Regions from separate parts of the Homo sapiens genome. Here region 2 is linked to region 1. A link is a loop called in an ENCODE intact Hi-C map of the cell type or tissue named here. Cell type or tissue: PC-9. All regions are shown on one strand. Links, peaks and the distances in the headings refer to the core of each region. The heading gives the core; the rest is flanking DNA.

Region 1 (2,822 bases), core at 260-2,759:
GCCAACCCCTGACCTATATAACCATTTTTAATGGCTGATTAGTGTTCTTTCGAATGGATGAATTATAGTTTATTTAAATAATTTTCTATTGGTGGGTAAAAGTTGGTTTTGATTCTTTACTATTATAAACAATGTAGTAATAAACTTATTTATGAAGAAGTCTTTCCACATACTAATTTTCTTCTTAGAAAAATTATAAAAATGGAATCCCTAGATCAATTAGCAGACATTCCAGAGACTTTTTGATAGATATTGCCAAATGTTCTTAAGAAAAGCTGTTCTATCAGCAAGGTATTAAAGTGCAATTGATGGACAAAAAAGTTGTCATTATTAACAATTTGCATTTCTTGACTGAACATTAGTATGTTATTAGTAACAATTTGCATTTCTTTATTGAAATTTTAAAAATATTTATCATCAATTTCCATTTCTTTCTTTACAAATTGCTATATCATGGCCTTTGCTTAATATTTCTTGAAGGGAAGGCATATCCATATATATTAATTTTCTTAGCATATGTACTTATATATAATTTCCTTTTACCAGTCATTGTCATAGTTTTTTCTCAGTTTCCCTTTTAATTTCATTGATGATATTTTGGGAACAATACATAGATGCTTCCATTTTTGTGTAGTCAAATCTATCATTTTCTCTTTTCCGATTTCTCCTGGTGATATATTTAAATATAAACTTCTGAACTTTTGATTCTGAGACTGCCTCCTTTACAGCCCCAAATCAGTAATAATAGTAATAGCAATAATATTTTTATTGTATAATAATTTTTTTAGTACTATTATTTATAGTACTAAAACTTTGGAGGATTTAATTCAATGAGAATTCTAATACGAGGAAATAGTTTAAAGTGAAGTTAGTCTGCAATTCACTCCTTTTGCTACCTTATTAAAAATTCAACCATCTCAGAGAGTTAAAGAGAGCATGTTTATACATTAAGGGCTTTTTTTTTTTAGTACTACATATACTCCAGTGCCCACCAATTTACTGTGGAATAATAAAAATATGCTCCCTATAAAGATTCAGACTCTTGGTTATTTAGCCTAATGGATAGGCAATGGGGAGGCAGAAATTTAATATGGATCACCACTAATCAACACAGTAAGATGCAAAGTGGGTGCATTTTGTGGAATTTTGTAAGAAAAGAGCCCTGCTAGAAATCATATCTCCAAATTAAGATTTGGAGGTAAAAGAATCTTAACCCTATTATCAAGTAAAAAAGGGTAACGTCTGAGGCACTAGAAGGCAATACTATGAAAAAGCAAAGCTTTTTATTGCAAGTCAACTAGCAAAGAGACCAGCCCAGCTCAAATTTGTCTCCCTGTGCTGGCTTCAAGGCGGTAATCTTATCAGGAAAGGATTAGGGGGTGGATTCCGGGATTAGTAGATAATTGGTGGAAGGAAAGGGGAGGTCTGGAAACTCCTCGGACATGCACAGTTATCTCTTGATAACTGCCACCTCATGAGTTGCGTGTATAAATTTCAGGGGGAGTTAGTATGAAACACATGGTGGAAACATGGGCTGTGACATCAGCAAGCCTGTTCTGTGCAAAATCCAGTTGGCCATTTTGGTTCCAACCGATTTCAGCCAGTTTTGAAATCTCACAAGCTGAGGGAGTGTCAGCATTTCAACAAATGGTTTCTTTTTATCTGCCATCCTGCAAACTCAAGAATTTCTGTTAGTCATTGGTTTCTTACTCTTTGGGGCGTAGTTTCAGTTTAAACTTTGTTTCTTTTCTTATCTGCTATCTTGTAAGCCCAAGAATTTCTGTTAGTCATTGTTTCTTTAACTCTCCGGGGGCAGTTTTAACCCCAAGCTCTCTATCCTAGTTACAGTACTAACTGGGGCACACAGGCGGCTGTCCCTTACCTCTGACATTCCTTCCAATCTTTACTCCAGAGAGAAGCAGCCCTTTGGGCATAATAATGCGTTTTTACATAAACTTTTAATTTTAGAATACATATGTTCATAGAAAAGTTTCAAGGATAGTACAGAGTTCCCATACACCCCACATCCAATTTTCTCCACTGTTAACATCTTAGATTACTATGGTATGCTTGTCACAACTAAGGAGCCAACATTGACATATTACTATTCACTAAAACCCATACTTTATTTGGATTCCATTAGTTTTTCCCCAACATCCTTTTTTTCTTTTTTCCAGGACCCCATCCAGGATACCAAGTTATATTTCATTGTCATGTTTCCTTAGGCTTCTCTCAGCTGTGACAGCTTCTCAGACTTTCCTTTTTTGATTGTCTTGACAGTTTTCAGAAGTACTGGTCAGATATTTTGAAAAATGTCTCTCAAGTGAGGTTTGTCTGGTGCGTTTCTCATGGTTAGACCAGGGTTACATGTTTTTAGAAGGAAGACCACAGAGGGAAAGTGTCATTTTCATCAACTTCATCACAAATTAAACATATCAAGGGTTGATACTATCAAACATTGCTTATCACTGATGATGTTGACCTTGACCACTTGGCTGAGGTGGTGTTTGTCAGGTTTCTCCAGAGTGAATGATTTTACTGTGAATAATTTTACCGTTTCCTTATAGTATGTACCCTTTGGAAGGAAGTCACCATGCACAGCCCATGCCCAAGGGTGGAGATTATGCTCTACTTCTTTGAGGGAGGAGTAGCCACAGAAATGATTTGGAATTCTTCTGTTTGGAATATTTGCCTCCCCCCCAAAATTTATTAATTCGATTATATATTAATATCAGTGTGGATTATGGGTATTTATTTATTTATTTATTTGAGACAGAGTCTCACTCTGTCGCCCAGGCTGGAGTGCAGTGGCACGATCTCAG
Region 2 (2,822 bases), core at 56-2,555, 97 kb after region 1:
AGCATGGGCAACAGAGAAGACTCTGTCTCAAATAAAAAAAAAGAAAAAAGAACAGCACACAATACCATGCTGCCATCATGTAAAATTGTTTTAACAAAGAAACATTAAGCTACGAGAAAATGCGAACATTTGAAGTTAGAGGAAAAGAATAGAATTCAAAATCATACAAACTTTTACAATTTTATAAAGTTAAAAATTGTACAAAAAAAAATACCTAAAGCTGGTACAGAGATAACCTTTCCGAAAAACAATTTGGTAATATCCATTGAGAGCCTTAAATAGATTTTTATTCTTGGACTAAATTATTCCATTGCTAAGAGTTTAACCTAAAGAAATAATCAGCAGTATACATGGGTATCTATGCCCAACGAGGTACATCATAACATTATTTATTTATGTTTTGTTTTGTTCTGTTTTGTTTTGTTTTTTGAGACAAGAGTCTCACTCTGTCTGTCACCCAGGCTAGAGTGCAGTGGCACAATCTCGTCTCACTGCAACCTTTGCCTCCCGGGTTCGAGCGATTCTCCTACCTCAGCCTCCCAAGGTAGCTGGGATTACAGGCGTGCACCACCATGCCTGGCTAATTTTGCATTTTTAGTAGAGATGGGGTTTCACCATGTTGGCCAGGCTGGTCTTGAACTCCCGACTTCAGGTGATCCATTTGCCTTGGCCTCCCAAAGTGCTGGGATTACAGGCGTGAGCCACCGTGTCTAGCCTCATAACATTATTTATAAAAGTACAAAAGTGTTTAAACAACCTAAATGCCTGAAGTGAAAAATACAACCATTAAAAATTGTTTTTAAAGACTATTTAATGGCATGAAATTCACAAAATGATGTTGAATAAATAACGCATACACACACTTATACAAGAAAAGGGCTGGAAGAAAATAACAAAATGTTTACAGTAATTACCTCTAAGAGGTAGATTATGGGTTTTTAAAATATTTTTCCTCATGTTTTTTTCATTTTCAGTTGTTTATGATGAGTATATAATACTTTTATAATCAGAAAAAATACTTTCAACATGTTTTTGAAGATTATGTGACACTGTAAAAAATGTTCAAAATATATTAAGTAGAAAACACAGAGTAAAAAAAAACTGTATGTACACTAAGATTCCTAGTTTCATGAATTCTGTGTTCTTTGGGTTTTTTTTAGAGTGAACATGAACTTTTTTTTTTTTTTTTGGAACAGTATTTCACTCTGTTGCCCTGGCTGGAGTAGAGTGGCACAATCATGGCTCACTGCAGCCTCAACCTCCAGGTCTCAGGTGATCCTCCTACCTCAGCCTCCCAAGTAGCTAGGACTCCAGGCACATGCCACTACACCCAGTTAATTTTTGTATTTTTTTGTAGAGACCAAGTTTCGCCCTGTTGCCCAGGCTAGTCTCAAACTCCTGGGCTCAAATGTTCCACCTGCCTCAGCCTCCCACAGTGCTGGGATTATAGGCAGGAGCCACCACGCCCAGTCGAACATGAACTTTTATAATCAAAACAATTAGACTTTAATCTTGTCTGTGTCACAATTAAAGTTGAGTCACCTGTGTAAGCCCTATTGCACAACTGCCTGCTTCTATTGAGGTCCCTTTGGTTGCAAGACTCGGAAACCCAACCAGCTTGGCTTAAGCCCAAAGGAGGGGTGAGGTAAGGGTTGTGACCTTCAGCAAACACAAATACAGGATGCCAGTTCAATTTGAATTTCAGATAAAGAACTAATAAATTTTTAGTATACACATGTCCCAAATATTGCACGGGGCATACTTGTATTATACCCTAATTGCAGCCTGCAACTTAATAACAAGTTAACAGTCATCACTTGGCAGCCTGACTCAGTTTCCCAGAGGCTGGCAACCAGCAGTGAAAAAGAATAAGGAGGACCTAAGTGGACTGGGAATGTATGTTGTGGCTTGTTAGGTAAAGTGTGATACGTTTTCATTTTTAGCTTGTATACCTGCATGTCCACAGAAAGTACTTATAAGAAATATGTTTAACATGCACTTTGGACTCTAAATATTGGTTATGTAAATTGAAGAATACGGGATTGAAGAGCTAGCAAAATCCTCTGACTTCACTTTTTATTTTATATATTTCTACATAGTATAAATTTTTTCATAATTTTAAAAACTAAGACATAATTTTTAAACTAATAACAGTTTTTTAGAGCACTTTTAGTTTACAGGAAAAACTGAGAAGAAAGTGCAGAGAGTTTCCATAGACCGTTGACCCTTGAACATGGGTTTGAATGTCATGGGCCCACTTCTAATTCGATCCCTTCTGCCTCTCCCACGCTCAAGACAGCAAAACCAACCCCTCCTCTTCCTGCTCCTCCTCAGCCTACTCAATGTGAAGACAATGAGGATGAAGACCTTTATGATGGTCCATTTCCACTTAATGAATAGTAAATATATTTTCGCTTCCTTATGATTTTCTTAGTAATATTTTCTTTTATCTAGCTTACTTTATTGTAAGAATACAGTATATAATACACATCACTTACAAAATATTTGTGAATTGACTATGTTCTCCATAAGGCTTCAGGTCAATGGTCAGGTATTAGCAGGTAAATTCTGAGGGAGTCAAAAGTTATATGTGTGGCTGGGCACAGTGGCTCACGCCTATAATCCCAGCACTTTGGGAGGCCAAGGGGGGTGGATCACCTGAGGTCAGGAGTTCAAGACCAGCCTGGCCAACATGGTGAAACCCCGTTCCTACTAAAAATACAAAAATTAGCTGGGCATGGTGGCGTGCAACTGTAATCCCAGCTACTTGGGAGGCTGAGGCAGGAGAATCGCTTGAACTCAGGAGGCGGAGGTTGCAGTGA

Evidence for each region. A loop is a pair of places that touch in the nucleus more often than their neighbours do. Peaks named below come from ENCODE experiments on the same cell type or tissue, not always from the same donor. Only the 100,000 strongest peaks of a DNase experiment are listed, where the experiment ranks them.
Region 2: a loop joins it to region 1, with 11 times the contacts of the local background. A loop is called at or near these places in 2 of 110 quality-filtered maps.

The regions. Positions count from the first base shown.
Region 1 is chr18:9,876,073-9,878,894 of GRCh38, reverse strand. No RefSeq gene overlaps it. Among named protein-coding and RNA genes, the nearest start is that of TXNDC2, 8.5 kb to the left of the region's middle. RefSeq lists a cis regulatory region at 1,169-1,986. In PC-9, for the core only: no CTCF peak of the experiment used is centred there; a DNase peak (open chromatin) is centred at 1,714; H3K4me3 peaks cover 1,500 bases; H3K27ac peaks cover 2,500 bases.
Region 2 is chr18:9,778,543-9,781,364 of GRCh38, reverse strand. The region is part of intron 2 of RAB31 (RAB31, member RAS oncogene family); the gene reads right to left. Among named protein-coding and RNA genes, the nearest start is that of RAB31, 72 kb to the right of the region's middle. In PC-9, for the core only: no CTCF peak of the experiment used is centred there; a DNase peak (open chromatin) is centred at 1,564; H3K27ac peaks cover 1,478 bases.